3 separate regions of the Homo sapiens genome follow, and regions 2 and 3 are each linked to region 1. A link is a loop called in an ENCODE intact Hi-C map of the cell type or tissue named here. Cell type or tissue: ascending aorta. All regions are shown on one strand. Each heading gives the region's core, and the rest is flanking DNA. Links, peaks and the distances in the headings are about the cores only.

Region 1 (10,532 bases), core at 4,407-6,906:
AAAGCCTATGTTCTCTGCAAACTACAGGTTTTGAACAAAAATTGTTTAGTAAGGAATCCCTGTTGAAATATCCCATGAGCAAAGGATTCTCAATCTTTTCTCAAGCATTCTGTGAGGCCTCATAGAAAAGATCAGAAGGACCACCAAGTTCAGATTCCATTTCATCATATGGTTTAGCTCTTTCAATGCTGCTATTTGCTCTTATATTTCATCTCAAAAGGTCTTTCTTCCTATAGTCTGCTGTTCCCGATTCACGTTTCTAGGTATCTTATGCAATAACTAGAGGGGGTAACAAGGTGGGAGAAAAAGCCCTAAGGCTGATCTATCCATTTACAAAGACCCTCATTATTGCCAAAGTAAAGGAAATGTAAATACTGTGCTGTCCCCTTTGATAATAAAGATGTTTTTTATTTTGTAGTAGTGTTTAGAGGACATAGTTGGGTGGATCTTTAAATATTTAGATGACACAAAATTCATTAAAAAAAGAGACATCATCAAACCAGATCATCTTCTCAGATACATTCTAAATTCTAAGAAAGTAGAAACGATACTAAATACAGTTCTCTTTTGTTGATGAGTATATACAGACTGAGAACATTTAGCAATTTGTCTAAGAACATGGAGGTAGGAAGCTGCACAGCTAAATTTTGAATTCCTGGTCATCCTCTCTTCTATTATCAGATACATCTAAAATGCTAGTTTGACCTACAGAATGAAGAAATATATGGCCCAAGAATAAAATCTAAAACTTTGGGCCTCTGGTTCCTTATCTGCAAAATGAATGGTTTAGATCAGAAGTATGCAACCCTTTCCTCCCACGTGCACTGATTTCCCCCCCTCAAAACATTTGGTAAAAGTAAAAATATATAAAACAACTAAAAACACTGCTTTTGGGCCTTGAGCTTCAACCAACAGTTTGAAACAGCTGAAACAGATCTCTAAGACCTTCCTTGGTTTTTAACCCAAGAATTAATCTCCAAATTTCTATAGCTTAGAAAAGTATTAATGTTAACCTATATGCACACTCAAGGTAACACAGATTTGTTTTTATGACATACTGCTGTTAGGATCTCTAACTTACAGGATGCCAAATCAGAACACAATTCTCAATTCAAAAATGTTTCTTATGAGAAAAACATAATTCATTTAGTAAACAGTTTTCAGGAGAAATGTGTAATATAAAACCATGTTTAGATCTCTGATTCAACAGATAAACAGCACCTAAGAAATGTAAACTGGGATGTTCATTTGAGAGAAAGCAGCAAATTCTGATAAAACAAGTTGATTTCAAAGAACAAAATAATTTATGTATTCTGCCCATAGGTCAGCACACAATCAGTTCAGTCTAAAATTTTAAATGTACAGTGTTGTATTATTACATGATGTTTAAATAATACTCTTTGAAGTATTCTACTATAATTTCCTCATGCATTAAGATTGTATTACTTCAAAATACTAAACTAATATAGAAATTTTTTCACCAAAAAAGTTATTTTCTGATTTTGATCCAAGCTCTACTTCTGAATCACCATGATGCTAAGGAGGGTTCTATGTTGTTGTCTCTTAGGTGACTAGAGGACTGGGTTGATGTGTCTCAACCTTTTTTGGAGGGATGGATAGCATGAGATTTTGATAAAAGTTATGGACTCTAACACTGTACTGGAAAAACTTGCATCCAATGTTCAGGAGGTTTATGACTATCCAAAGATCATCTCTGTGTAATGATCCAAGAGCTTAAGGTAAAGAACATTTATAGGAGCTGAAGAGGTCTAGCCTGGGGGAAGATGAAAGTCCATTCCTGTAACTTTGAAGCTTAACAGCATTGACATTTGTAGGTTCTACATCAGGTTTTCTCAATTTCAGTATTATTGTTATTTTGGACCAGATAATTCTTTGTTGTGACGGGCTATCCTGTGCACTGGAAGTTATTCAGCAATATCTCTGGTTATCCACTAGATGCTAGTAACTCCAGGTGTAATAATAAAAAATGTCTCCAGACATTGCCAAATATCCTCTTGGGGGGCAAAATTACCTCTAGCTAAGAATCACTGTTCTAGACAATCATTAAAAATCATTTCTAAAAAAAAGGGCTATGTCAATATTTGAACCACATAAGTGATGGTATTTTACTTGGTGCTTGATTATATGTCTTCCCAATTTATAAGTTTCATCTGAGCAGTCCTTTCTTCTAACTAGACCAAAAGCAGCTTAAAGTCACCTTCTTTAGTATTTCATAATATTTAGCATAGTGCCAGACACATAGTAAATACTTAATAAACACTTAATTGATCTGTCTTAAAGGAGGGATTCTTATTTCAAGCCATCTGTTTGATCTTTCATGTTTGGAACATATTCTCTCTAACAGAAAATGAATCAAAACTTTAGGATCGAAATAAATGGCCTTGATCCTCAAGTGGTTCATGTGGTTAAAAACAAAAAAGAAAAGGACCTATAACTCTAAAATAATTCGTGAAATGTTTATTCTTAGGAAATAATATTTTTCTGGTACTTTGTTTACAACAATAAAGAAACAGTATCTTCAGTTTAATACAGTCTGTAATTTTTTTTTGCCTGGCTCTCACTTAATACACCCAAATAGCAGCATAAGAAACACATTGCAATGAATTCACACACCACCATGATAACTTAAAAAATGCTTTGTTCTTGTTGTCATCATGAGGTCATTTAAATCTCTTGCCACAGATCACAGCTGTTTATGTTCTAAGTTCTTAAAAATATGCCCATCCCAGAAGCCTCTTGGCATAAGTACGAGAACATTCTTCAGAGACAGTTTTAGCCTCTGAGAGCAGCCACTATGTGACTGAAAAACAACTTCATTGTAACTGCTTTTAGTTTTGCACAAATTTGTTTAAAAAATTTTAAGTGCATATCCAAGGACTTCTGAATTAGTTAAAAATAACATCAATAATCCTACAAATAAGGGGCAAAAACATCTTTCACAGCCAACCACAAACATAGATGACTCAATTATGACAATAATAATTTAAGCACAATCCATTCAGAATTATTCTGGCAGTTTGCATACATATAAAAATATTTTTAAATATCCTTGCAAAACACACAAAAATAAGAGTATACATTCTGCCTACCTTATTCATTTGAAATATCTGAAAAGTCTTCAAAGGGCAGGAGATGAACAACTTAAAATAACTCCACTAGGTACTATAATCGGCTTTGGTTATAAAAACAAAATGTATATTTAAACATTTCTGATATAGGCTGAAACCAGCACTCTTTATTTAAACCTGACTCTGTAACACTCAATTCCAAAAGTAGCTTTTAAAATCTAACCAGCCACCACCACTGCCACCAAAACTTCAAATTTGGAATCCACTCTGAGTATAAGGCTTTTTTTTTGAGACAGAGTCTTGCTCTGTCACCCAGGCTGGAGTGCAATGGTGCAATCTCTGCTCACTGCAACCTCCGCCTCCCAGATGCAAGCGATTTTCCTGCCTCAGCCTCCCTAGTAGCTAGGATTACAGGCGCACGCCACCATGCCAGACTAATTTTTTCTGTATTTTTAGTAGAGACAGGGTTCGCCATGTTGGCCAGGCTGGTCTTGAACTCCTGACCTCAGGTGATCCGCCCACCTCGGCTTCCCAAAGTGCTAGGATTACAGGCATGAGCCACCACACTTGGCCGAACAGAGTATAAGGATTTTTAGAGGAAAACCACTGGCCATGCCCTGAGGAACAGTGTCATCAAAGACACTCCTTCAAACTCTCCACCCCAATGGTGTAGGGAGAAGGAAGGACACATTCACTCACATAACAGGGGTCACAGGATATTTGGTCCAGATAAGTAAACGGGATCTTTGCCAGGGCCATTTTTTCCTCCTTGGTAAAGTAGGGTGACTATGTGCATAGGATATCCTTAAAGCATATTGGATAAGCCAAGTGATCAATCTTTCAAATAAAACATATGAAGATCTGAAGGGTTTTGAACTTGGTTCAGGATCTTACAATTTCTTGTATGAACTTCTGTAAATCCCTCTCTCCTAAACTTTTTTTTTTTTTTGAGACAGGGTCTTGCTGTGTTGCCCAGGCTGGAGTGCAGTAGTGCAATCACAGCTCACTGCAGCCTAGATGTCCCAGGCTCAAGCAATCTTCCCACCTCAGCCTCCTGAGTAGTGGGACCACAGGTGTGCATCACCATACCCAGCTAATTTATTTTACTTTTTATAGAGACGTAAGTCTCACTATGTTGCCCAGGCTAGTCTTGAACTCCTGGGCTCAAATGATCCTCCTGCTTCAGCCTCCCAAAGTGCTGGGATTACGGTCATGAGCCACCGTGCCCAGCCTCTCCTAAACTCTTACAGTACTATGGTCTTTTATTCTCTAGCATTTGTCACAGTTGGAATTATATATTCATTTGTGGAATTGTAAAAATTATTATTAATGGGTATCTCTCTTAACAGGTTGCAAGCTCCATGAGGGCAAAGGTCATAGCCTGTTTTTCTCTTGCTGGTAACTCTAGCGGCCAGTGAAAGGTGTGACATACAGCACGCACCTTATAAATGTCTGCTGAATAAAGAAGCAAATAAAAGAAAAAAATGAGTCAAATTTGTTCCCAACCTTACAGACTAGGAACAACAATGCTTAAAATTAAAAAGTAAAATAACTAGCCTTGTGAACAATAGTAAATAGCAAAAATGACCAATCAGGCAGAGCCAACAAATACTCTTTGGGTGCACTTAACACTATGAGAATAGTGTTATACAGAAACACAGTCATAAGGATAATAAGGATGAGGGTACAGGAAGCTGCTTAGATAGGCAATTGCTTCTTATATAACCCTCAATTCTATATCTTCCAAAACATTCAGTGAAGCATCCATAGAAAATATGCCCAAAGTATGTGATCAATGAACACGTTTTTTTTTGTTGCTGATTGTCTAAAAGCTATTTAACTGGGTAGAAATTGCTTTACATTTGTCTTGAATTTGAGCTTATCATACTCTTCTTCCAAATCGCCTTTTACTCTCCCTTGAAATGATGTCTTCCACTTACAATCATATTTAGTTTACTGTAAATCAAGCTGCCCCTGCTTCTTAGAATCAAATATTCTTAAAAGCTAACTTCAAATACAAAACAACATTTGGGCCTCATTAGGGAGCTATTGTTTCCTGTATTTGCCTGTACTTTATTTGTATGTTTTCTTTGTCTTTCAAGTAGTTTGTAATCACAATGTACACAATATCAAGCTATCCTAGTACTGATAAACTAAAATTCTGGCCAAGTCTGGTGAAGTCATTCTGCTAATTAGTTTACGGCAAAGAAGACTGAAGAACTACTTGTTCTATTGTTATTTTTATACATGTTTATGGACAAGGTCAAAAATAAATGAAAACTTTTAGATGTAAGAAAACAAAAGGAATTTCTTGGAATCCAGTCACAGTAAGAAAGTTCAAAAAAAAAAAAAAAAGAAAGCTCAAACGGAAATATCAAACTAGATTAGAAGCAAGGAGTTTTCCTTGGGGACAAACACTGATCTGCTATGGTCTTATATGGATCTTTGGTTGTAATGGGTTGCTGGCCAAGAAGCCAGCACACAGAGTTTGAAGCCTGATCACGGTGGGAGGTCCCAGCAGAGACCACTACATTAAGCCAAGATGCTTAAGGGTGCTCTCAGTGGGTGATGTCCCTTCCCCCACAAATCAGAGAGAACACATGCCTGTTTGGGCTTTGGTTATGGGCAGAAAGAGGGAAGTAAAAATACATTTTTCCCCCATAGATTTATAACCACAAACCCCTGGGTTTGTGGCTGGAATTCACACTACTTGTGTGGCCCAAAATAATCCAATCCAAAAACTCAGCTTCAATTGGTGTTGGATTGGAAGTGCCCTCAGGCATCTGGCAAATATTTTTTAAAAGAAGTACTTTTGACACAGGCTTCTGCAATTCCCTTAGGTAAAGAAAGATTCAAGAACAATGAGATCACAATCAAACTTCACAGAAACAAACTATAAGAACCATAAAGACTATGAATATTGGAATTATCAGATACAAAATATATATCAGCACTTTTAAAAAACAAAAGAAGAAATTAAAAGATCAGACTAACAAAAGGATAAGACTAGAAAAAAAATAAACAGCACACTAGACAGAGGTAAAGAAAGAATTAATGAACTGAAAAACAAAAGTGAAGAAATTACCCAGCACGTTGTAGAGATTCAAAGGGATGGAAAATATGAGTTATCAGATTCAGAGTTAGAATGTACTACACATATTAAACAGGATTTCCAGAAGGAGAAAACAGAGAAGATTGGGAAAATGTAATATTCTAAGAGAAAATGGTGGAAAAGTTTTCAGAACTAACAAAAGATGATAATCTTCAGTATTTTGGGTATTTAATTCCAAGCAAGATTAAAGCTAACAAGCAAAAAATGACCTACATCAGAGTGCAACTCTAGAACACCTAAAATATGTTAAAAGCCAGGTACCCAAGACAACACTGTAGAGCAAGACCACATCTCTCCTGACAGGATTCAAAAGTGGGCCCTGAGGTATTAAAATACTTGTTCTTTAGTCACACTGGCTTCCTGACTTGCACAGGAGTCAAGAGGAAGTCTTGTGAGCTCACAGTAAAATTGCCCCTTCCCAGAAAGAGGCTAAGACGGGGACTGGCTTGGTGCATCCAAGATAATAGCCAATACCCTTCCCTCCCTAATCCTCAATATTCACAGCCTCACTATCACAATCTGCCCCCAGGAATCATCCCACCAGGAATAATCTATTTATGCCTTTTCTCCCTATTCATTTTGGTCACTGCAAAAAGCCCCTAATCATCTTGTCCCCCTAATATCCCATGTTCTCATCCCCAGAAGGTAACAATACATCAATTCTTCTGCCCCATTCCCTGCCAACTCTCTATCACTAAATTCTGTGGAACTCACAGTACATCATCAGCAGAATCTCATTATATCTCTGAGCATTTTCTTTATCTTGTTCTAACTGAAACCTGGCTCTCCACCAAGGATACCACATACTACAGTCCTTTCAATTGTTGCTTTTGGTTTGCATTTTAGTTCATTTTCTTCACAGAACCCCCATACAAGCTGGCCTACAGGTGGGCTAGATGTGGTGGTCGTTAATGTTCTTCATCCAGTTTTCTGAAGTGTGGTACTGGTCTAGGGATAGGCAGACGAACTGACCAGTAAAACACAGAGCCAAGCAACAAACCCACAGTTCTGAAACTCTGGTACATGAGAGGTGACATGTCACATTACTAGAGGAAAGGAGAGATTATTCAACAAATGGAACAAGATAAAAAAGATTTTCTATATGGCACAAGATAAAATCAGGTCCCTACCTCATATTAAAAAAAACAACTCAAGGACTTAAATGTCCCAAACCTTACATCTTTTAGTAAAAAATCAAAGGGAACATTCTTCTCATCTGGACAAAAAAGAGTTTCTTAGATAAAACAGCAAATATTAACTATAAAAGATAAATCTGACAATATTAAAATCAAGTATTCTTGTTCATTAGATGACAGAAGAAAGTGGGAGAAGAGAGGAATTACAAATTAGAAGATATTAGCTGTCTTATACAAGACAAAGGATCAGTATCAGAAGTAAATAAAGAGCTGCTAAAAGCCAACAGGAAAAGCACAAACAGTACAACAGAAAAATGGCCAAAAAACATCTATTAGTATTTCACAGAGAAGGAAACACATGTTCAATCTCATTGGTGACAAGAGAAATGCAAATCAAGTACTGCTGGTGGAAATGTCAAGTAATATCACCACCCTTATAAAGTTCAACATTCATGGTCAGGTGTGGTGACTCATGCCTATAATCCCAGCACTTTGGGAGGCCAATACGGGTGGATTACCTGAGGTCAGGAGTTCGAGACCAGCGTGGCCAATGTGACGAAACCCTGTCTCTACTAAAAATACAAAAAATTAGCCGGGTGTGGTGGTGGACGCCTGTAATCCCAGCTACTTGGGAGTTTGAGACCAGTCTGGCCAACATGGCAAAACCCCGTCTCTACTAAAAATACAAAAAAACTAGCTGGGTGTGGTAGTGAGTGACTGTAATCCCAGCTACTTGGGAGGCTGAGGCAGGAGAATTGCTTGAACCCAGGAGATGGAGGTTGCAGTGCTGAGATCACGCCATTGCACTCCAGCCTGGGCAACAGAGTGAGACTCTGTCTCAAAAAGAAAAAAAAAAAGTTCAACATTCATATACCTTATGACTCAGCAATTATACTCCTAACACAAATACCCAGAAAAACTTAAACGTGTACTAGGGGACATGCATAGAAATGTTCCTAATGGCATGATTCATCATAGTAACACCTAAGAACAACTGAAATGTGACAGGAGTATGAATATACAAACTATAGTATAGAAGTTAAATGGATGACCTACAGCTACACAAAATAAATCTTAGCAATATAATATTAAGTGAAAAAAAAATCAGTCCCAAAATGATTTAAAAGTATCCCAAACACACCCACACTTCCTCCCACATTAACAAAGTTAACAACTTTAATATCACAGATATGTGCAAATACCACCACAATTTTAGAACATTTTCATCTCTTCAAAAAGAAACCCTGTTCCCGCCCTCCCTCCTGTGGCAACCACTAGCCTACTTTCTGTCTCTATAGATTTCCCTGTTCTGGATACTTTTGATAAAATATGTGGTCTTGTTGACCATCTTCTTTCACTTAGCGTAGTATTTTCAAGGTTCATCTATGTTGTAGCATGTATCAGCACTTCATTCCTTTTTATGTACCCATTATCTCTTAAGAATATTTATAAGTTATATAAAACTATATACAATGTTCCAAAGAAGACATACAAATGGCCAACAGGTATATGAAAAGGTGCTCAACATCACGAGTATCAGAGATGCAAATCAAAACCATGATGAGGTATTACCTCACACTTGCTAGGATGGGTATTTTAAAAATGACAAGAGATAACAAATGCTGGTGAGGGTGTGTACACGGTTGGTGGGATTATAAATTGGTACAGCTATTATGGAAAACAGCATGGAGGTTCCTCAAAAACTTACAAACAGAACTACCATAAGATCCAGCAATCCCACTTCTGGGTATATATCCAAAGGAAATGAAATCAGTATCTTGAAGAGACATCTGAACCCCTATGTTCATTGCAGCATTATTCGCAATAACCAAGATAGGGAAACAACCTAAGTGTCCATCAGCAGATGAATTAATAAAGAAATAGTGGTACATATATACAACAAAATATTATTCAGCCACAAAAAAGAAAATCCTGCCATTTGTGACAACACAGATGATCCTAGAGAACATATTATGTTCGGTGAAGGCAGACACAGAAAGATAAATACCTAGTAGAGTTCATTTATATGTGGAATCTAAAAAAGTCAAACTCAGAAGCAAAGAGTAAAACAATGGTTGCCAAGGGCTTTAGGGTGGGGAAAATAGGGAGATGGTCAAAAAATAGGAATGTTCAGTCACAAGATGAATAAGTTCTGGGATCTAGCGTACAGAATGGGTGGTGATGGATGTGTTAATATCACGTAGTAATCATTACACAATGAATATGTATATTAAATCATCACACTGTATAGCTTAAATATATTCAATCTTTGTCAATTAAATATTTTTAAAAAACTATATACAATGGAAAGTAAATGAATAAATACTGAAATCTGGATAATGGTTTCCTCAAGTATGGAGTGGCAGGGGAGGATCAAACAGGTAAATATAAGTTATTGCAAGGTTCTAGCTTTCGTAGTGGGTGGTGGGTTCACTTATTCATTATAACAAACAAACAAACCAATCAATAAAAAGAGGCCCATGCCGGACCATTGATGAGAGACTGTCTTAATCTATAGATTATGATTACTCCAATTATGTACACCAGAGATACTTAAAAATAAAGAGGTTAAGTTTAATGAATTTGACCATATCACACTTCTGTTCTTCAAAAGACACTATAAAGAAAGTAAAATCACAAACCAGGAAGAGACACCTGTAAAACACATTACTGATAAAAGACCAGCCCAGAATATATGAAGAACTCCTAGGAATCAGAATCAATAAGACAAAGAATACATGAATAGACATTCTACATATGAGGAAAAACAAACTGTTCCTCCTCATTAGTAACCAGGGAAATGCCTAAGTATTTCTTTAAAAACTGAAGTCAGGTGACATCATCTCCATTTCCCATCTCACACAGGGTGAAAGCTAAAGTCCACCCAGAGATGTAGAAAACCCTTTGTGATTTGGCTGCCTCTCTGACCTCATCTTCTGCTTTCCATACCCTGGCTAACTGTGTTCCAGCCACACTGGCCTCCTTATTATTCTTGGACACATCAGTAATGTTTCCCCCTCAGGGCGTTTGCATTTGTTGTTTCCTCTCCCTGAAATGCTCTTTCCTAGGATAACACATGGTGACTACTGTCATTTCCATTAGGTCTTTGCTGAAGTGTCACTGTAGCAGTGAAGCCTTCCCTGACTATCCAGTTTAAATTGCTACTCATTCCCAACCATAAACTTCCTATTCCCC
Region 2 (10,532 bases), core at 5,294-7,793, 52 kb before region 1:
GGACTACAGGTGTGCGCCACCACGCCCACCTAATTTTTGTATTTTTAGTAGAGACAGGGTTTCACCATGTTGGCCAGGATGGTCTCGATCTCTTAATCTTGTGATCTGCCTACCTCGGCCTCCCAAAGTGCTGGGATTACAGGCGTGAGCCACCATGCCCAGCCTCACTCTTGTTTCATCTACGCTCCTGGGTTTCCTAGTTCCTAATGTCCTGATGGCACCTCCACCCACTTTCCCCAGAACTAACTTGATAACCTGTTCTGTTCAGGGTTTTCCAGAATCTGCCATGACAGCCATTTTGTTGGACTCATCACCAGGAAACACACTCCAATTACCTGCTGAATCCTACTAGCCCAGGTTCTATCTTTTGGACCATGACATTTGAACCTTGAGATGGGGCAAGAACCAGATCCTCTATCTGAGCTGGATGAACAGAAAGAATTTATGTTGGTAGCATACTGAAATAGCCACTGGGTCCCCTGGAATGAGGTCATCACAATCCAAGACAGAAGATATGGTGCAGCACCTGTGTGCACAGGCATTGCTTGAAATTCTGTGACTGAACTTTGAACTGCTGAGTCATTGCTGAAATACCAGAGAGGGCACTGTATAGTTAGCGAGGTGCATGGATGAAACTTAGGTGGAAAAGAAGATATGTAGTTTTTTTTTCAAAATTGACTGCTTTTTGCACAGATGCATTCAAGTTTTCAATTTTGTCATAGGTTCTCTACTTGTAAATAGATATATGCTCACATTATTTTATTATTATTTATTTTCTTACTAATGTTTAATTATTTTAAATTAATTTATAATTTGTCCACAGACAATTCACTTTCTCTGTTGAGTTTTTTATTTTTTTTTACAGACAGGGTCTCACTCTGTTGTCCAGGCTGGAATGCAGTGGCACGATCATAGCTCACTGCAACCTCAAACTGCTGGCCTCAAGAGATCCTCCTGCCTCAGACTCCTAAGTAGCAAGGTAGCAAAGTATGCACTATTATGCCTGGCTAATTCTTTGTATTTTTTTGTAGAGACAGGGTCTTTTTATGTTGTCTCGAACTTCTGGCTTCAAGCAATTGTCCCACCTTGGCCTCCCAAAAAGCTGGGATTACAGGAATGAATAGTTATATTTATGTATTTATTATTATTATTATTATTGAGACGGAGTCTCACTCTGTCACCAGGCTGGAGTGCAGTGGCACGATCTCAGCCCACTGCAACCTCCATCTCCCGGGTTCAAGTGATTCTTCTGCCTCAGCCTCCCAAGTAGCTGGGATTACAGGCATCTGCCACCACACCCAACTAATTTTGTATCCTTAGTAAAGACAGGATTTCATCATGTTGGCCAGGCTGGTCTCAAACTCTTGACTTCAGGTGATCCACCAGCCTCAGCCTCCCAAAGTGCTGGGATTACAGGCATGAGCCACCACGCCCGGCTAAGGAGTTATTTTTATAAAGTGTCCTGTCGACTACTTCTTTGGTTTGGTTTTCGGGAAGTAGATATTTGTTGATTTAATATATGAAAGTATTCAGAAGAGAGTGGTTAGACTATGGTGCTAATATCATGGTTTGAATTCCTGAATCCCACCTAACTTGAAGAACTATGCTATGATTTGAATGCCCCCTTCAAGCATCATGTTGAAATTTAATTGCCGGCTGGGTACGGTGGCTTACACCTGTAATCCCAGCACTTTGGGAGGCCGAGGTGGGTGGATCACCTGAGGTCAGGAGTTTGCGATCAGCCTGGCCAACATGGTGAAACCCCGTCTCTACTAACAATATAAAAATTAGCTGGGCATGGTGGTGGGTGCCTGTAATCCCAGCTACCTGGGAGGCTGAGGAAGGAGAATTGCTTGAACCTGGGAGGCAGAGGTTGCAGTGAGCTGAGACTGCGCCATTGCACTCCAGTCCGGGCAACAAGAGCAAAACGCTGTCTCAAAAAAAAAAAAAAAAAAAAAGGAAAGAAAGAAAGAAAGAAATTTCATTGCCAACGCAATGGTATTGGGAGGTGAGGCTTTTGTTTTTGTTTTTGAAACAGAGTCTCGCTCTGTTGCCCAGGCTGGAGTGCAATGGCATGTCTCAGCTCACTGCAACCTCCGCCTCCCGGGTTCAAGCAATTCTCTTGCCTCGGCCTCTGGAGGTGAACTTTTTAAGAGGTAATTGGGTTATGAGGGCTCCACCCTCATGAATGGACTAATGTCATTATTGTGGGAGTGGGTTAGTTTTCATGGGAGTGGGCTCCTGATAAAAGGATAGATTCAACCTGATTTCTCTCTGTCTCATTCTCACCCTCCCTTGCCCTTCAGCCTTCCACCATTTATGTGGCCCTCACCAGATGCTGTCACCATACCTTCGGACTTTCCAGCCTCCAAAACTGTAAGTCAAATAATCTTCTATTGTGTCTAAATTACCTGGCTTCAGGCATTCTGTTATAACAACACAAAACAGACTAAGACAACCTATCCCTGAGCTTTTTAGCTACGTGTGCCAATATGTTCTCTTTTGCTTGTGCCAGATTGAGTTGGATTTTAAATGAAAGAACTTGCACGTGACCTTGGGAAAATCACTAAATGTTTCTAAACTTGTTTCTCAAGCAGCAAAATGGTAAAACTATAAACCCAGCCTACCTCCTATGTAGCAGATACAAACATATTCCCTTGAGCATTTCTACCACAGTGTAGGCTCACCTAAATTTCAGCAACCAACATCCAAATCTCTTTGGCTGAAGAGTTCTTGGCTACACCAGATTCTACTTCACTCTGCTGGCAGTCAGACAAGCTCCTGAGCAGCCCTCAAATAATGTTACATCAATAGCCCAGCTTCCTTAGCCCTCAGGTGTGATCACTTCAAAGTGGTTGTTCTGTGCTCTCTGCAAGAACATCCTAGTAGGATTAAGCCCTAGTTGCCTACAGTGGTAACCTGCCTATCAACAAACACATCCTTTGTTGCCTGTCTTCTCTTCCCTGACACACTCCCCTACTCCTTTATTGGTGCTTCCTGGAATCTCGTTGTAAACAGACTACTGTCACTCAGATTCCTATCTCAGGATCTGCTTTTAAGGGAGCAAAACTAAAGAAAGTTACACCTTCCCAATGCTTGGTAAACACAAATCTCTGTGTGATTTGCCTGTGATCAGGACATGGCTGAGTTGTCACTGGTAGAAGTGGTTTAAACTCAAGTCATCAATGCACGTTTACAAGCATGAAAGCTGTGATGGCTAGTCTCATGATGAATTAATATTGTTAAGCTCTTCATTTTATTCCATACGCAATTGTGTTTATTTTAAAAATAACTCTTCAATGGATTCTGTAGATCGACGAATAAAGCACCTGTAAAGATAATCTTGCCTTAAAACAGCTGAAAGTATGTGCACCTTTATAGAATCAATTGCATAAACAGCACTGGTATGAATAAAGCTGGAATATATTTGCACACAATGATTGAGAGCTCCACAGAACATGTTGCGATGGTGGAAAAGTATTTTCAATGGCTTAGAGAGGCTCCTGCACATGGAAGGATGAGAAATGAGATGACTCATAAGGAGCCAACTCTCAAGTCTTAAAACCAACTTCATCCGACACCAGACTTTGTGTGGCAACCACAGCCCCAAAACAAAGAGGAAACACCATATGTTCCCAGTGTGGGAAGACTGCTGGGCCCCACTGGTCTTATCGGTGACACCTGCACTCCCAGCTGGGGAGAATAACTGGTAGTGTCATCTTCAAAAGCAGAGGACAGCAAACACAGCACAAAGAAGCACCAGAAATGTGGGCTGAAGGGGTTGGTGGGTTGATTAGCTGGCCATCGTATTCAGGGAGCTGGACGAGAGCCATCATGTCCTCTGTTTCCCATGCTGGTGGCCACAGCTCTCATCTTGGCAACAACCCATCACTGGCAAGGTGGTTTGAGAACTTCCTCTTTCATCCCATCTTCTCACCCTTCCCCCATTCTGCTGCTCTGCCCCCAAACCACACATTTAGGGTTCACTTGACAAGGCAGAGGCTTGTTATAATTTCTTATCCATTCATGCTGCTATAACAAAATGCCTGAGACTGGATAATTTATAAAGAACAGAAATTTATTTCTCACAATTCTGGAAGCTGGGAAGTCCAAGATCAAGGCTTGGCATTTGGTCTAGTGAGGATCTTCATATTGCATCCTCACATGGCAGAAGGCTGAAGGGCAAGCTAGCCAAGCACTCTGCGAAGCCTCTTCTGTAAGGGCCTTAATACTATTTATGAGGAAGGAACTCCCATTGCCTAATTACCTCTGAAAGCCCCCACCTTTAATACCAGCACATTGGTAACACCTGAATTTTGGAGGTGACACATTAAGACCATAGCATGATTTATATTTTGCTTGCCCCTCCCTCTCAATTTCCACCATTATTCAAAGAATTAAAGAACACCAGAGGTGCAGCCTCCTCAAAACTAAAATAATAATATAAATATGTATATAAATATACACACATACTTGATAGGCATCTCTATATAGAGGTATATATATATATATACATAGGGATAGAGAGAAAGAGAGAGAGAGAAGAAAGAAGAGAGAGAGAGAAGGAAAGAGACACACAGAGAGAAAGAGACAGAGAGAAAGAGAGAGACAGAAAGAAAGAGAGACGGAGAGAAAGAGACAGAGAGACAAAGAAAGAAAGAAGAAGAAAGAGACCGAGAGAAAGAAGGAAAGAGACACAGAGGAAGAGAAAGAGAAACAGAGATAAAGAAAGAGACAGAGAGAAAGAGAGATGGAGAGAAAGAAGGAGAGACAGAGAGAGAAAGAAAAAGAGAAAGAAAAAGAGAGAGAAAGAAAGAGAGAAAGAAAAAGAGAGACAGAAAAGGATGGAAGGAAGAAAGGAAGGAGAAGAAAGAAAAAGAAAGAAAGAGAAAGAAAGAAAAGAAAAGAAAGAGACACAAAGAGAGAGAGAAAGAAAAAAGAGAAGGAAGGAAGGAGATGTGGTGAAATTTTAACAGTTGGGGAATATGGATGAAGGGCATATGGAAGTTTTTTAGACCATTCTTGCAACCTTAATGTAAGTCTGAAATGTTATTTCAAAATTAAAAATAAAGAAACTAATTATTAGAACACTGGTATAATTATGTATAATTATGATCACAGTATGATCATAGTATTTTTTAACTATTAAAAATCTATTTGTGGTTGGGCATGGTGGCTTATGCCTGTAATCTCAGCACTTTTGGATCACTTGAGGTCATTTGAGGAGTTTGAGACCAGCCTGGCCAACATGGTGAAACCCTGTCTCTACAAAAAATACAAAACATTAGCTGGGCATGATGGCACACGCCTGTAATCCCAGCTATTTGGGAGGCTGAGGCAGGAGAATCACTTGAACCTGGAAGATGGAGTTTGCAGTGAGCCAAGATTGTTCCACCACACTCCAGCCTGTGCAGCAGAGCGAGACTCTGTCTCAAAAAAAAAAAAAAAAAGTTTTCCTTTCCTTTTCATTTTTGTCAAGGTGAGATTTACATGAAATTAACCATTTTTAAAGTGAATAATTTAGTGGCATGTAATACTTTCACAATGTTGTATAAGCGCCATTTCTACCTAATTCCAAAACATTTTCATCATCTCAAAAGGAAACCCCATGCCAAGTGTTCCAGTTATCCCCATCCCCTCTTCACAGCCTTTACACATCTGTTTTCTGTCTCTATGACTTTGCCTATTCTGGATATTTCATATAAATGGAATCATTCAATATTTGTCCTTTTGTGTCTAGCTTATTTCACTTGGCATGTTTTCAAGGTTCATCCATGCTATAGCATGTATCAGTACTTCATTTATTCTTACGGCTGAATAATATTCCTTTTTTTTTTTTTTTTTGGAGATAGAGTCTCGTTCTATCCCCAGACTGGAGTGCAGTGGCTCGATCTCAGCTCACTGCAACCTCCGCCTCCCAGGTTCAAGCGATTCTCCTGCCTCAGCCTCCCGAGAAGCTGGGATTACAGGCACCCACCATCACGCCTGGCTAATTTTTGTATTTTTAGTAGAGACGGGTTTCACCATGTTGGCCAGGCTGGTCTCAAACTCCTGACCTCAGATGATCCACTCGCCTCAGCCTCCCAGAGTACTGGGATTACAGACATAAGCCACTGCGCCCGGCCTTTTTTTTTTTTTTTTTTTTTTTTCCTTGAAACAGAGTCTTGCTTTGACACCCAGGCTGGAGTGCAGTGATGCGATCTCAGCTCACTGCAACCTCCGCATCCCGGGTTCAAGTGATTCTCCTGCCTCAGCCTCCCAAGTAGCTGGGATTACAGGCATGTGCTACCACACCCAGCTAATTTTTGTATTTTTAGTAGAGATGGCGTTTTGCCATGTTGGCCAGGCTGGTCTCGAACTCCTGACCTCAGTTGATCCATCTGCCTCGGCCTCCCAAAGTGCTGGGATTATAAGCATGAGCCATCGCGCCCGGCCCAGATAATGTTCCATTTTATGGATATACCACAATTCATTTATCCATTCATCTGTTGATGTATCTATGGCTGTTTCCACCTTCTAGCTATTGTGAATAGTGCTGCCGTAAACATAGAACACATGAAAACTTGGTGTTTGTTAGTGTCTATTTATGACTTAAAATATAAGTCCCCTCTGAAAATCTATGAATAATATGACACTTAGACTTCTCAGATGTGTAAGTTCCTTTTTGTATTTAAGCTAGTTTAGATTGGGTTTCTGTCAACTTGAAAGAATCCTGACTACCACAAAATTTTTAAATATCTCTCAAAATGCAGTCTTTTGGATCTACGGAAAAAGTTTGCTCATTAACAATAACTTTTTGAAACAAGACCAAGTAAAATTTTCTGAAGTTCAAAGCTCTCCTGTCCGCAAGCAAACTTGAAATGAATAAGAATCTGAAACATTTCTGAAATAGAAGAATGAGCTCAGCTAAGCACAGAACATTCCTGAACAGTGTCTGCCACTGCAACAGGATAATCATAATACAGGGTCTTGAACCAGAAGTGTTTTTGTGTGTGCCAGATTTAAAGAAATTCACAGTCCTTTAACTGTGAAAGAATTCTAATTTTAAAAACCAAACCTTTCCTAAATCAACGGTAATCATTTTTTGCAACCATCTGAACAGAAGTTGGAAAACACAAACACTGTTCTTTACTTCTTTACCGTCTGCTTCCTGCCATCCATCCTTCATCTCTTGTGGTCATAGGAATTTCAGCATTTTCTTTTCGAAAGGCTTCTAGGAATTGCCTTTGGTTTACTTGGTGAAATCTTGCACCGCATACACTTCTTCAAAAGCACATTGTTTCTTCCCATTTTTGTTGAAGAAAAACCAAGTAATGAGAGAATGTATTTGCTGACAACCTCAAAAAAATTCTATCACCTTCAGTTCATTTTGATCTGGGGATTCTTGACTCACCTGGTTAATCAGGATCCAGTTTAATCTGAGGTCTAGCCTACTTCCCACTATATAACTGCTGTGGTGGATCAGCAGTGGAGTTTGCATTTCCTTCTGCTTCTCAAATCTCTTCACTCTCTTCCTTTTCCCTCCAGGATACTGTGGATTGGAGCAATCAAATTCTTGCTTCTAGAAATGTGAGATTGGTGCAACACATTCTAATTCAATGTGATGTTCACTTAAACTGAGGTGAATTTAGGAACTTTCCATCATTTGGGGGAACTATGTTTGGCTATATGGTCAGTGAACATGTCTTAAAAGTAAAAGGAGAGGGGAAAGGAGAGGAGGGGACAAAGAAGAGAGAGACAGGAAGAGGGGCAGAAGAGAAGGGGAGAGAGAGATGAAGAGAAAAAGAGAGAGAGAGAAATAAGGAGAGAGGGAGAACAGGAAGAGAGAAAGAAAAATACTTTTTTTGGTTTATGTCAGGGGTCCCCCACCCCTGGGCCATGGACCGGTACCAGTCCCTGGCCTGTTAGGAACCAGGCCGCACAGCAGGAGGTGAGCAGGGGTGAGTGAGCCTTACAACCTGAGCTCTATCTCTGTCAGATCAGCGGCAGCATTAGCTTCTCATAGGAGCGTGAAACCTACTGTGAACTGTGCATGCAGGGGATCTAGTTTGCACGCTCCTTATAAGAATCTAATGCCTGATGATCTGAGGTGAAACGGTTTCATCCTGAAACTATGCCCCAAGCCCTATTCAGTGAAAGAAATTGTCTTCCATGAAACCAGTTCCTGGTGCCAGAAAGATTGGGGACCGCTGGCTTATATGACTAAAGAGACAGAGGAATCTCATTTCAGGTGAAACTTGATCAATTGGATCAAACATATCCCCAAGGACCTGATGTTTTTGCATCTCTTCATTATGCTAAGGTCAAGATGGTTGCCACAAGCCCTCAGAGATATATGCTAGCTTTCTATTATCTAGGAGGAAAGAGATGCAGAATTCCCACTGCAGTTCCATGAGTCACCCTGATTGGACTGACGAAGGTCACATGCCTGTCTCTGCATCAATCACTATGGCCAGTGGGGGTGGGGGATGGGATGGATTATGATGACTGGATGGATCTAGGTCACATGTTTCATCCCTAGAGTTAGAGCTGGAGTCAGCATCGCCAGATGCACACAGATTCCCAAAAAGAAACCTAGAACTACTGGTAAGAGAAGTGTATGCTGGAAAGAAAATCAATGAATGTCCATCATGTTGATCTTCCAGTTTGGCCAGATGATTCCATATCTTTATAATTCCTCCTTTTAATCTATATTAGTTTGAGTTGGCTTCTTGTACTTACAGCCAAAGAGTGTTCACTAAGACCTCACACTAGAATAGTGAAAAGAGAAAAAACAGCAGTGGCCTAAGTTTCAGGGAAGAGGTTGAACACAGTGAAGTTACATCACATGGACACTTAGCTCATATAAGAGGACAATAACAGTGTAAATTACTTGGGTGGCTCTGCCCCCCATCTGAGATGGCAGGTGTGAATGGCTCTTCCCTTAACCAGCTTGGTTCTGTCTTTCCTCCCATTGTATGAGCATCTTGCCAACTATAACATGATTCTAGTATACATTTCATAAAAGAGGGCCCTACACCAGCTTTAACTGGTACTCAACAAAAGGAACAGAAATGGCTGGAGAAATAACTGGCCAAGCAGTACTTATTGAATATGTTACTCTCCAAAGTGGCATGTTTCTGAAAGGCTCTAAAGATAATTTTCCTAAAGGACTTTCAAGGAATATTTTTCTAAAAGACATTTTGTTTTTCTTTCTTTTTTAAAATATTCCCACAGCAATAGAATTTTTTTCTTAAAGAATTTTGAGGGAAGTGTTGCTGATTTATAAGATTAGACTCCACCACACCTAGAAAGATAATTATCATCCACTGAAGCTAAGAAAACTGATCAGTGGAAGAAATGGAATATCACTGTGTCTATGAACATAATCAATCTGAGGGTTTGGCCCCATATTGGCCAACTATTAAAATGGGTCTCTGCACATCATTAAAACTTAATAAATATTGAAAAATGAATTTGGTTGATTCTGGCCAAATGGCCATGCTTGATGAGATAACCTGGACCCAGCATGCTTAAATTCTGTTTTGGGGCATTTCACAGTGATTTGGTGGACAGAGAGAGGTGGTATTACTTTTAATACCATTTCTGCTATGAATTATTTGTATGATCTGGGGAAAATTACATAATTTCTCCAAGTTTCAAGTTTCCCCACTGGTGAAATGAGAATAAAAATGCTTACCCTACTTGTTTTCCAGAGTTATTAAAAATTGGTGGCCTATACTCTCTTAAGCAGCTGCTTGATGTCTTCTAGGGCTGCATGAATGATATACAGAAGGAAAAATATTCAGATGGAAAACAATGTCAGTGCCTCCAGAGATATTCAGTGAACAGTTTATCCCATCTAATGTACCCTTGGTTGTTAAAATATAATCAAGCACAACAGTACAACCCAACAGGAAGCATAGTTTCTCCATGGCACCATAGCAATCCTAATGGAGATGATATTTCTACTACTGTGTGTTGCCAACTCCCAGCTTATGATCTTTGACCCAAAAAGCTCCAGAGAGGAACAAATTATGAAAAATAGCCTCTGCTGTCCAGAACAAAGCCTAGTGCTAAGTCAAAAAAGAAAGAAACACTGGGAGCCAGCCACGCAGATCTAAGCTTTCCAAGCAGAGGAAGTAATTTAATGGGACCTGCTTCCAGGGAATCTGGATGTTGTGATGTACAGTGAAGCAGAAAGAGGTTTATGTTGTTCCAGGCAAAGCTCAGTTCTGAGATTACAGAAACTGTCTTTTTGGTCAAGTTGCTTTATGATTTAAAAATAAAAAAGACTTCTCTTTTCTGCATACGCCTAAATCTAAATCCTGCCTTCAGGTAGCCATATGCCTCTTTCAAGAGTCCAATAAGGCTTGGGAAGCTACTAATAACAACTTGTCCTTTGCCCTGTAAAGGCATTGCTTTCCTCATTTTCCGTCATTCCAAGGGATATATGGATATACGTATATGTGTACCTAGTGACCCAGCAAATCCTGTCTTAGTATGTACCCAGCAGAAACGGTTGTCTATGTCCACCATAGGCATTTCAAAAG
Region 3 (10,532 bases), core at 4,828-7,327, 68 kb before region 1:
TTCCAGATTCAAGGTTTTGGGAGAAGACAGCACCTGATTGGTTGAATCAGATCACATGACTGATATTGCTATTGGGAAGGGGAAGGGTCTGAGAGGACTTCCTCCCACCAAAATTTGCGCAATGGTAAATTTTAGAGGTAAAACTAAAAAACGTGTTCATTACTGGGAATATAAAGACAAGAGGCCAGCTATTGTTGAAATAATGCTGTATAACAAGCTAAATACATAAACAGATTTCAGTGGCTTGTAATGACACTTATTTTCCTCAATCATAGGTCTTCAGGCTGGCTGGGGAAGTTCTGCTTCAGGTTGTGAGTTGGCTGGGCTTGGCTCCAGATGGAAGATCCGGTTTACGACTGCTCCAAATGTCTTTCATTCTAGAAAGAGCAGCTACTAAGGGCACACTTATGAAGATGGCAAAAGCACGAGAGGCCACGCCAAACCACACAAGCACACTTACAACCTCTGCTCATATATCTGATGACATTCCGTTGTTTAAAGTGAATTACATGGCCAAGTTCAAAGACAAATGAGATAAGGTATACATTCTGTCTATTCTACTGGTTACTGTGGATTCAATTGCTCTTATTTTTGTAGTTTCCTAAAGTGGAAGCTTGGATGACTGATTTAAGATCCTTCTTTTCAAATATATTCATTTAATGATATAAATTTCCCTCCAAGTACTGCCTTCACTGCGTCCTGAAAACTTTTATAAGTTGTATTTTTGGCCAAGCGTGGTGGCTCATGCGTGTAATCCTAGCACTTTGGGAGGCCGAGGCGGGCGGATCACCTGAGGTCAGGAGTTCGAGACCAGCCTGATCAACATGGATAAACCCCATCTATACTAAAAATACAAAAATTAGCTGGACGTGGTGGCAGGTGCCTGTAATCCCAGATACTCGGGAGGCTGAGGCAGGAGAATCGCTTGAACCCAGGAGGCGGAGGTTGCAGTGAGCTGAGATTGTGCCACTGCACTCCAGCCTGGGTGACTCCATCTCAAAAGAAAAAAAAAAGTTGTATTTTAATTTAGTTCAAAATATTTTAAAATTTCTCTTGAGGATTCCTCTTTGACCTAAAAGTGTGTTATTAAATCTTCAAGTGTTCTTTTATTTTCCTTCGTTTTTTTTCTTTTTTCTTTTTCTTTCTTTTTTTTTCTTTTTTGAGACAGAGTCTTGTTCTGTTGCCCAGGGTGGAGTGCAGTGGCATGATCTCAGCTCACTGCAACCTCTGCCTCCCAGGTTCAAGAGATTCTCCTGCCTCAGCCTCCCGAGTAGCTGAGACTACAGGTGCATGCCACCATGCCTGACTAATTTTTGTATTTTTAGTAGAGACGGTGTTTCACCATGTTGGCCAGGCTGGTCTCAAACTCCTGACCTCAAGTGATCCACTCACCTCGGCCTCCCAAAGTGCTGGGATTACAGGCGTCAGCCACCGTGCCTGAACTTTCCTGTGTTTTTTCAAGTGTTTTTTATATTTTTATGTTTCTGTGTTTTTTTTTAATTTCTGTTTTAATTTCATTGTAGTTTGAGAATAAACATTGCATAATTTATTTTTTTTTACATTTTTTAATGTAAGTTTTATGGCCCAGAATGTGGTTTATCTTGGTGAATGCTCCATTTGAACCTGTAAAAAAATATGTAATCTACAATTGTTGGATAAATTAACCTATAGAGGTCAACTATATCCAGTTCATTGATGGTGCTGTTCAGTTCAACTAAGTCCTTATTGATTTTCTGCCTGTTGAATCTGTTTATTTATGATGGAGGGATGTTGGAGCCTCCAACTGTAATAGTGGATTCATCTATTTCCTTGCTGTTCTATCAGTTTTTGCCTCACATATTTTGATGCTCTGTTATTAGGTTCATACACATTAAGGACTGGTTTGTCTTCTTGGTGTATTCACCTTTTATCATTGTGTAGTACCCCTCTTTATCTTTGATAACTTTCCTTGCTCTGAAATCTGCTCTGTCTGAAATTAATATAGTTATTCCCACTTTTTTTTTTTTTTAGATGGAGTCTTGCTCTGTCGCCAGGCTGGAGTGCAGTGGCATGATCTTGACTCACCGCAACCTCCGCCTTCCGGGTTCAAGTGATTTTCCTGCCTCGGCCTCCCAAGTAGCTGGGACTACAGACGTCCAGCCACCATGCCCAGCTAATTTTTGTAATTTTAGTAGAGCAAGGTTTCACCATGTTGGCCTCCATCTCTTGACCGTGTGATCCACCCACCTCGGCCTCCCAAAGTGCTGGGATTACAGGTGTGAGCCACTGCATCTGGCCTATTCCCATTTTTTATGATTAATGCTAGCATAGCATATCTTTTTCCATCTCTTTACTTTTAATCTATATGTGTCTTTATATTCTAAATGGGTTTCTTGTGGACAACATATACAGGTGTTCCTCAACTTATGATGAGGTTATGTCTTGATAAACCCAGAATAGTTTATCGTAAGTCAAAAATGCATTTAATACATCCAACCTACAAAATCTCATAGCTTAGCCTACCTTAAAAATTAGCCTACAGTTGAGCAAAATAATCTAATACAAAGCCTATTTTATAATAATGTGTGGAATATCTCATGTAATTTATTGAAGACTGTACTGAAAGCAAAAGATAGAGTGGTTTATACAGGAATTTGAAGTACAGTTTCTACTGAGTGCATATCACTTTCACATCATCGTAAAGTCAAAAAATTGTAAGTTGAACCATCATAAATTGGGGACTATCTGTAGTTGTGTCTTGTTTTTTGATCCATAATGGTCTTTTTTTTTTTTTTTTTTTTTTTTGAGATGGTGTCTCACTCTGTTGTCCAGGCTTGGGTGCAATGGCATGATCTCGGCTCACTGCAACCTCTGCCTCCCGGGTTCAAGCGATTCTCCTGCCTCAGCCTCCCAAGTAGCTGGGATTACAGACATGCACCACCATGCCTGGGTAATTTTTTTGTATTTTAAGTAGAGATGGAGGTTTCACTATGTTGGCCAGGTTGGCCTTTAACTCCTGACCTCAGGTGATCTGCCTGCCTTGGCCTCCCGAAGTGCTGGGAACATAGGCGTGAGTCACCGCGCCCAGCTTAAACAGCTTATTTTAGTATTTCTTGCAAGGCTGAGCTATTAGCAACAAGTTCTCTCAATTTTTGTTTTTCTAAGACACTCTATTTCTCCTTCACTTTTGAAGGATAATTTCAGAGTACAGAATTTTAGGTTGGTGTTTCTTTTCTCAGCAGTTTTAATGTTTTATTCTACTCTTCTGGTTTGTATGGTTTCTTAGACGTCAGATGTAATTCTTATCTTTGCTTCTTTGTGGGTAAAATGTGTTTTTTCCTCTGGCATCTTTCAAGATTTTTCCTGTATATTTGATTTTCTAAAGTTTGAATATGATATTCCTAGGTATAGGGGTTTTCTTGGTTTTTGTTTTCTTTTTCTTTCTTTTTTTTGGGGGGGGGATGGGAGGGGCTTTTATCCTGCTAGGTGTTCTCTGAGATCCCTCAATCTGTGGTTTGGTGTCTGGCGTAAGTTTAGGAAAATTCTCAGTGATTATTGCTTCAAATATTGTGTCTATTCCTTTTTCTTTTTTCTTCTTCTGGTATTCCCATTACATGTATGTTGCATCACTTGTAGTAGCCCCACAGTTCTCAGATATTCTGTTCTGTGTTTGTTTGTTTGTTTGTTTGTTTGTTTTCCAGTCTTTTTTCTGTTTGCTTTTTAGTTTTGGAGGTTTCTACTCAGATATTCTCAATGTTACAGATTATTACCTCAGCCACGTCCAGTCTACTAATGAGCCCATCAAAGGTATTCTTCATTTCTGTTTTAGTGCTTTTGATATGTAGAAGTTCTTTTCAAGAGTTTGGGGTTTCACTCTTGTTGCCCAAGCTGGAGTGCAATGGAACAATCTCTTGGCTCACTGCAACCTCTGTCTCCCGGGTTCAAGCGATTCTCCTGCCTCAGCCTCCTGAGTAGCTAGGATTACAGGCATGTGCCACCACATCCAGCTAATTTTTTGTGTTTTTAGTGGAAATGGGGTTTCACCATGTTAGCCAGGCTGGTCTCGAACCCCTGACCTCAGGTGATCCACCTGCCTCAGCCTCCCAAAGTGCTGGAATTACAGGCATGAGCCACCTCGCCTGGCCTAGAAGTTTTTTTTATTCTTTCTTAGAATTTTCATCTTTCTGCTTACATTATCCATCTGTTCTTGTATGTTGTCTACTTTTTCCATTAGAGCCCTTAGCATATTCATCAGTGTTTTAACAATTCCCAGTCTGATAATTCTAAAATTCTGCCATATCAGATTCTGGTTCTGATATTCAGTCTCTTCAAACTGTGTTTTTGTTTTTTAGTATGTCTTGTAATTTTTTGTTGAAAGGTAAATATGATGCACTGGTTAAGAAGAACTGCAATAAATGGAACTTTACTAATGTGATGAGTTGTTGGGGGAGGGGAAGCTCTATATCCTTTGATTAGGTCTCAGTCTTGTGGTGAGCCTGTGCCCCAGACTGTGAACTTCAACAGTGCTTCTCAGGACCCCTCCCCCCTTAGGTGGGACAGGATGGCTGGAGCTAGCTGAAGCTGGGTATTTCCCCTGTCTCAGGTAGATTAGGCTCTGATGAAGCCCCAGAAGGTTGAACTCTAATAAAATCATTTATTTTGAGAGCAGGCCTGTTTAGAAAGAACAGAATTCTCTGGTGTATTTTAAAATGGTTTCTATTCTCCTCCACCTGCCAGAAGCACAAGGGGTTTTTTCTCTAAGATTCACACCTTGTAGAGACTCAGTAGATAAAACTCACAAAACCATGGGTCCCCCGCCCCCTCACAAAACTGTGAGTCCCCCACCCTGTTAAACTCCGGGGGACCCTGGAATCTCAGAGTTGTCCACACTGAGCCTCCAGCAATTCATCAATTACAGTTCAGATTTTCCCATCCTAGTACTGGTGCCAGCTAAGTTTTCTGCCCCTGTAAATTGTGATTCTCCGTATCTGCCTATCTATCTCCTCAGTTCTGGGGGCAGCTGCTTGCCCTGTGACCTCACTTTTCTGATATATCTATGAAGAGTTATTGATTTTTCATTCTGTTCAGCTTTTTACTTGCTGTTGGGACAGAGTGGTGACTTCTAAGATCCTAACATGTCAGACCTTAAAGCAGAAGTTCCTGCCTATATTTTGCTGAGAGGCATTGGAAAGTTACTTGGCAAAAAATTCTATTTTAAACAGTGAAGAATCAGAAACAATAATCCAATCAGCCCCAGGTCCTCCAGGGTATAAAAGAAGGACCAATGGGTGGAAACAGGTTGGAAATCAGCATTGGCTCACAGGAGAATGATCAAATGATAATGATTTTTTGTGGTTATACCAAACTCTGGATGGGACCTGAAGCTGGAGTTGGAGGATCTACAAAGCCTCAAGGGAAGGAAGACTTTTAATGCTTATTGTCTGCTGTCTCTTTCCTTCCTTCCTTCTTTCCTTTCTTCCTTCTCCTCCTCTTCCTCCTTCTTCTTTCTTCTTTTCTTTTCTTTCTTTTCCCAACATCTTATTCCTTAGAATCATACAAAATGAAACTCTACAGATGGGATCAAAGAAGGCTGAAGATGACAAAGAAAAAAGGGAGATAACAAAAGGAATAGAAGAGGAAATTTTAGGGAATTTGTTGTTAGAAGGTAGAAAAAGGTAATCAGAAATGATCCTATGGAAGATAGGATGCCTCACTTCTGATTAAGAAATTCAAGGTTTTATGGACAGAACTTTAACCCTTCTCCCCCAGTGTCCTGAGAGTGACATCCCCTCCACCCCAGGCAATGGCTCTTTCTGGGGCAGGAAATTCTCCAAACAAGTTTCCAAATTAAGGGTTTTGATTGAGCTCACTTCCCAGAATTTTGTTCTGGCCTCTTTTTCCGATTACAGAATATGAATCAGCTAATGATTCTGAAAAATAAAACTTCGGATACTTCTTTGTACTTGGAGAAAGAAAGAAATATACTGTGCAGTGCTCTTTTGATACATTCCAGAATAATCTTCATATTAACTCAATGGGGAAGCAATTGGATTTCCTCTGAAAGAGAGGAGAACATATCTCCCACATTGCAAAAAAAAAAAAAACCTGTCAATAAATTCCAGGAACAGGAGCTACTACAAATGTTCCCATTTTTTGAAGAGAATTTGTTCTGACCTCACTTCTAAGGGACTTGGTGTATGTGTCTTGAGCTTATTTTCCATTTGCTAATTAAAAGTACCTTGTCAGCAGTATTTATTACTATTATTATTGGTGAATGAATCATCCTCTTTTTCCACCAAATCTACTTTCCAGACTCACCCATTCTAAATGCTGGCTTACAACTCACTCATGGCTGCCAAAACAACCCACTCAGATGAGTCTCCTCAGCGTTTCTCTGCCAAATCCTTTTCCTCTCTAATCTGAGACTAAAAGTCTTATTTGAAAAATTGCCTGCTCTTAAAAAATTTTCTGGATTGACATATGTCTTACTCCCATAACAAAACATTTTTTGCATTCTTCCAAGACCAAGTCAGATCTCCTTAATAAGGCATGAAAAATATAGATTTGCCTTCAGCTTAGTGTCTTCCAGGGCAGACCTGTGAATTCTGAGTCTTGCTAATGAATGGATTGCCAGAGAAGTCTTAGAGACCCACATTCTCTCTGTATTTGTAAGATATCATAGCAGTGGAAATTCTAATCAATGCATTAAAAAAGGGCCGCTCTAACCCTGTACTTTATTTTTCAATTGAATTTCCAACTCTCAAAAAATCACAAAAATAGTACCAAGATGCTCGTACAGCCTTCACCAAGCTCCCCCAAAGTTAACAACTTATGTAACTAGTTAATCAGTTACCAAAATCAGAAAATTAACATTAATTGATTCATTACTATTACCTAAGTGATAAACTTTATTCCAATTTCACTAGTTGTCCTGCTAATCTCCCTTTTCTGGTCCCAGATCCCATTGAGTATCACGTGTTGCATTCAGTTGTTATGTCTCTTTAGACGCTTTAATTTAGGGCTATTACTCAATCCTTCATTTTTCATGACCTTGGCACTTCTAAAAGTCAGTTATTTCGGGCCAGTTATTTTGTAGACTATCTTTCAGTTTGAGATATCTCTTCTTAGAAAATGACCTCTCACACACCTCTGACCAGATTTCTGGAAGGGTATTGAGGTTCTACACTTGTGAGAAAATGTATGCTCAGGGGAAAAATAGTGAAATTATGCCAAATAAATACTTATTTCTTCTATAGTTTAGGAACATACTGAAAAATGAGGCCTCATGCCACTGATCTTTTGAGGCCTATATGAGTCTGAAATGTAGTTATCCTTTTCAAAGCAATCAAGTAGTGTGCAATCAATTACAAAAAAAAAAACCCAGAAAAATGAACTCAAATGGCTTAAGCCACAAAGAAGATTTATTGGCATACATAACTGAGAAATCTGGCGGTAAGTTGAACTTCAGGCAAATGTTGACCCAGGTCCCCCTAAGTCTTTCAACCTTAACTTTACCTGCCACAGTGTTGGCTTCACCTCAGGGATGGCTTTCTATATGGTCACAAGGTGGTTATCAATAAAACTGGGGTAACATGCCCTCTCATCCACATCCAGAACATCATAACCCAGTCACTAGGGCCCCCAGATGAAATGCAGTAATTGCCTTAAACCACCTGCTCTCCTGAGCCAAGAATAGAACCACTGTCACCCAAATCACATATGGGGTGCTGTTAGGAAGCGAAAAGGAGAAATGGATGCTATATTGATATGGTTTGGCTGTGTCCCCACGCAAATCTCATCTTGAATTCCCACATGTTGTGAGAGAGACCCAGTGAGAGGTAATTAAATCATGGGGGTGAGTCTTTCCCATGTTGCTCTCATGATAGTGAATAAGTCTCATGACATCTAATGGTTTTGTTTTTTTTTTTTATTTTTTGAGATGGAGTCTCGCTCTGTCACCCAGGCTGGAGTTCAGTGGTGCGATCTCGGCTCACTGCAAGCTCTGCCTCCTGGGTTCACATCATTCTCCTGCCTCAGCCTCCCGAGTAGCTGGGACTACAGGCACCCGCCACCACGCCCGGCTAATTTTTTGTATTTTTAGTAGAGATGGGCTTTCACCATGTTAGCCAGGATGGTCTCAATCTCCTGACCTTGTGATCTGCCCACCCCGGCCTCCCAAAGTGCTGGGATTACAGGTGTGAGCCACCGTGCCCGGCTGAGATCTAATGGTTTTAAAAAAGGGAGTTTCCCTGCACAAGCTCTCTCCTCTTGTCTGCTGCCATGTGAGATATGCCTTTCACCTTCCACCATGATTGTGAGGCCTCCCCAGCCATGTGGAACTATAAGTCCATTAAACCTTTCTCTTTTGTAAATTGCCCAGTCTCCGGTATGTCTTTATCAGCAGCATGAAAATGGACTAATACATATGTAGACAATTAACTATGTCCCCACAGGCTAGAATCCTTAGTGGTGGAATTGCAGAGAAGTGTATATATGGGGCAGGAGATTCTGTGCCCATGTGTTCCAATGGATGCTCAATGCTAAGATGGACTCAGCAGGAAGGTCAGAAAGAACACAGTCTGGAAGAAATTAGGCATGAAAACTGGGAGAAGGTGGTCTGTATTGCTTTAGTATAACACTGTCTTTGGTGGGCATTTAGACCTATGCACCCACAAGTGTGTTCTGTGCAACATGGAATAATGATAGGCCCCATTTGAAATATGGGTCCTCAAGCAGACAAGTTTGAGAAATGTTACCTCCCATCAAACATACCTGTGCCTCAGGCCACATCTCCTCAGCCCATAGTTTTACTCCAGCCATTGCTGTGGCAACTAGCCATGGACCTCATCTCAGCCATACTATGCTCCTCCTGTTTTCTGCCTCAGGGCTTCTTTGTCACTGCAGGCTGGGATGCCTTCAGGAGTCTGTTGAGTGCTTCTAATGCATGTACAATCCTGGACACGTGAAAGAGGTAACATCTAAGGGGAAAGCTTTGATAAATGTGGGATGGAGCCAATGAAAACAATTTCTCATCTGGGTGCAGTCGGTGGCTCATGCCTGTAACCCCAGCACTTTGGGGGCCAAGGCAGGCAAATCACCTGAGGTCAGGCATTTGAGACCAGCCTGACCAACATGGCGGAACCCCATCTCTACTAAAAATACAAAACATTAGCCAGGTGTGTGGTGGTGGGCACCTGTAATCCCAGCTACTCAGGAGGCTGAGGCAGGAGAATTGCTTGAACCTGGGAGGTGGAGGTTGCAGTGAGCAAAGACCGCACCACTGCACTCCAGCCTGGGCGACAAGAGCAAAATTCCATCTCGGAAAAAAAAAAAAAGAAAAAGAAAAGAAAGGAAGACAGAGAGAGAAAGACAGAAGGAAGGAAGGAGAAAGAAAGAAAGAAAGAAAGAAAGAAAGAAAGAAAGAAAGAAAGAAAGAAAGAAAGAAAGAAAGAAAGAAAGAGAAAGAAAGAAGGAAGGAAGGAAGGAAGGAAGGAAGGAAGGAAGGAAGGAAGGAAGGAAGGAAGGAAGGAAGGAAAGAAAGAAAGAGAAAGAAAGAAAGAAAGAAAAAAAGAGAAAGAGAAAGGAAGAAAGAGACAGAGAGAGAGAAAGGAAGGAAGGAAGGAAGGAAGGAAAAGAAAGAAAATTTCTCTCAGGTAGAAATTCTGAGGTGCCTTCTACACAGCTCCTCCATGGAGCACTATCCATGTAGAGCCCTACAGTGGTTATTGACTCAATAGCACACCCTTGGATTGGCTTATTTTTTCTTTCTCTTTTCTGCTGTTCCTGCTCCTCAGGATCACTTTAAAAACAAAACATCCGGGCACAGTGGCTCATGCCTGTAATTCCAGCACTTTGGGAGGCCGAGGTGGGCAGATCACCTGAGGTCAGGAGTTCAAGACCAGCCTGGTCCAACTTGGTGAAGCCCTGTCTCTACTAAAAATACAATAATTAGCTGGGCGTGGTGGCACACGCCTGTAATCCCAGCTACTAGGGAGGCTGAGGCAGGACAATTGCTTGAACCTGGGAGGTGGAGATTGCAGTGAGCCAAGATTGTGCCACTGGACTACAGCCTAGGCAACAGAATAAGACTCTGTCTTTAAATAAATAAATAAATATAGGGCCAGGCATGGTGGCTCACACCTGTAATCCCAGCACTTTGAGACATCAAGGCACATGGATCACTTGAGTCCAGGAATTTGAGACCAGCCTGGGCAACATGGTGAAACCCTGTCTCTACCAAAATACAAAAATTAGCCTGGTGTGGTGGTGCACGCCTATAGTCTTAGCTACTTGTGAGGCTGAGGTGGGAGGATCACTTGAGCCCAGGCGGCAGAGATTGCAGCAAAATGAGATCTTGCTACTGCACTCCAGCCTGGGTGACAGTCAGACCCTATCTCAAAAAAACAAAAACAAAAACCAGATCAGGCCATATCTGTAATCCCAGCACTTTAGGAGGCCAAAGTGGGAGAACTTGAGCACAGGAGTTTGAGACCAGCCTGGGCAACATAGTAAGACACTATCTAAAGAATTAAAGAATGAGCTGGGTGTGGTGG

The links. A loop is a pair of places that touch in the nucleus more often than their neighbours do. Peaks named below come from ENCODE experiments on the same cell type or tissue, not always from the same donor. Only the 100,000 strongest peaks of a DNase experiment are listed, where the experiment ranks them.
Region 2: a loop joins it to region 1, with 2.1 times the contacts of the local background. A loop is called at or near these places in 2 of 110 quality-filtered maps.
Region 3: it touches region 1 in a loop (8-fold over the local background); 2 of 110 quality-filtered maps call a loop at or near these places.

The regions. Positions count from the first base shown.
Region 1 is chr20:13,734,294-13,744,825 of GRCh38, forward strand. The region is part of intron 9 of ESF1 (ESF1 nucleolar pre-rRNA processing protein); the gene reads right to left. Among named protein-coding and RNA genes, the nearest start is that of ESF1, 45 kb to the right of the region's middle. In ascending aorta, for the core only: no CTCF peak of the experiment used is centred there; a DNase peak (open chromatin) is centred at 5,648; H3K27ac peaks cover 2,500 bases.
Region 2 is chr20:13,681,121-13,691,652 of GRCh38, forward strand. No RefSeq gene overlaps it. Among named protein-coding and RNA genes, the nearest start is that of TASP1, 47 kb to the left of the region's middle. In ascending aorta, for the core only: no CTCF peak of the experiment used is centred there; no DNase peak of the experiment used is centred there; H3K27ac peaks cover 2,084 bases.
Region 3 is chr20:13,665,860-13,676,391 of GRCh38, forward strand. No RefSeq gene overlaps it. Among named protein-coding and RNA genes, the nearest start is that of TASP1, 32 kb to the left of the region's middle. In ascending aorta, for the core only: no CTCF peak of the experiment used is centred there; a DNase peak (open chromatin) is centred at 6,332; H3K27ac peaks cover 2,500 bases.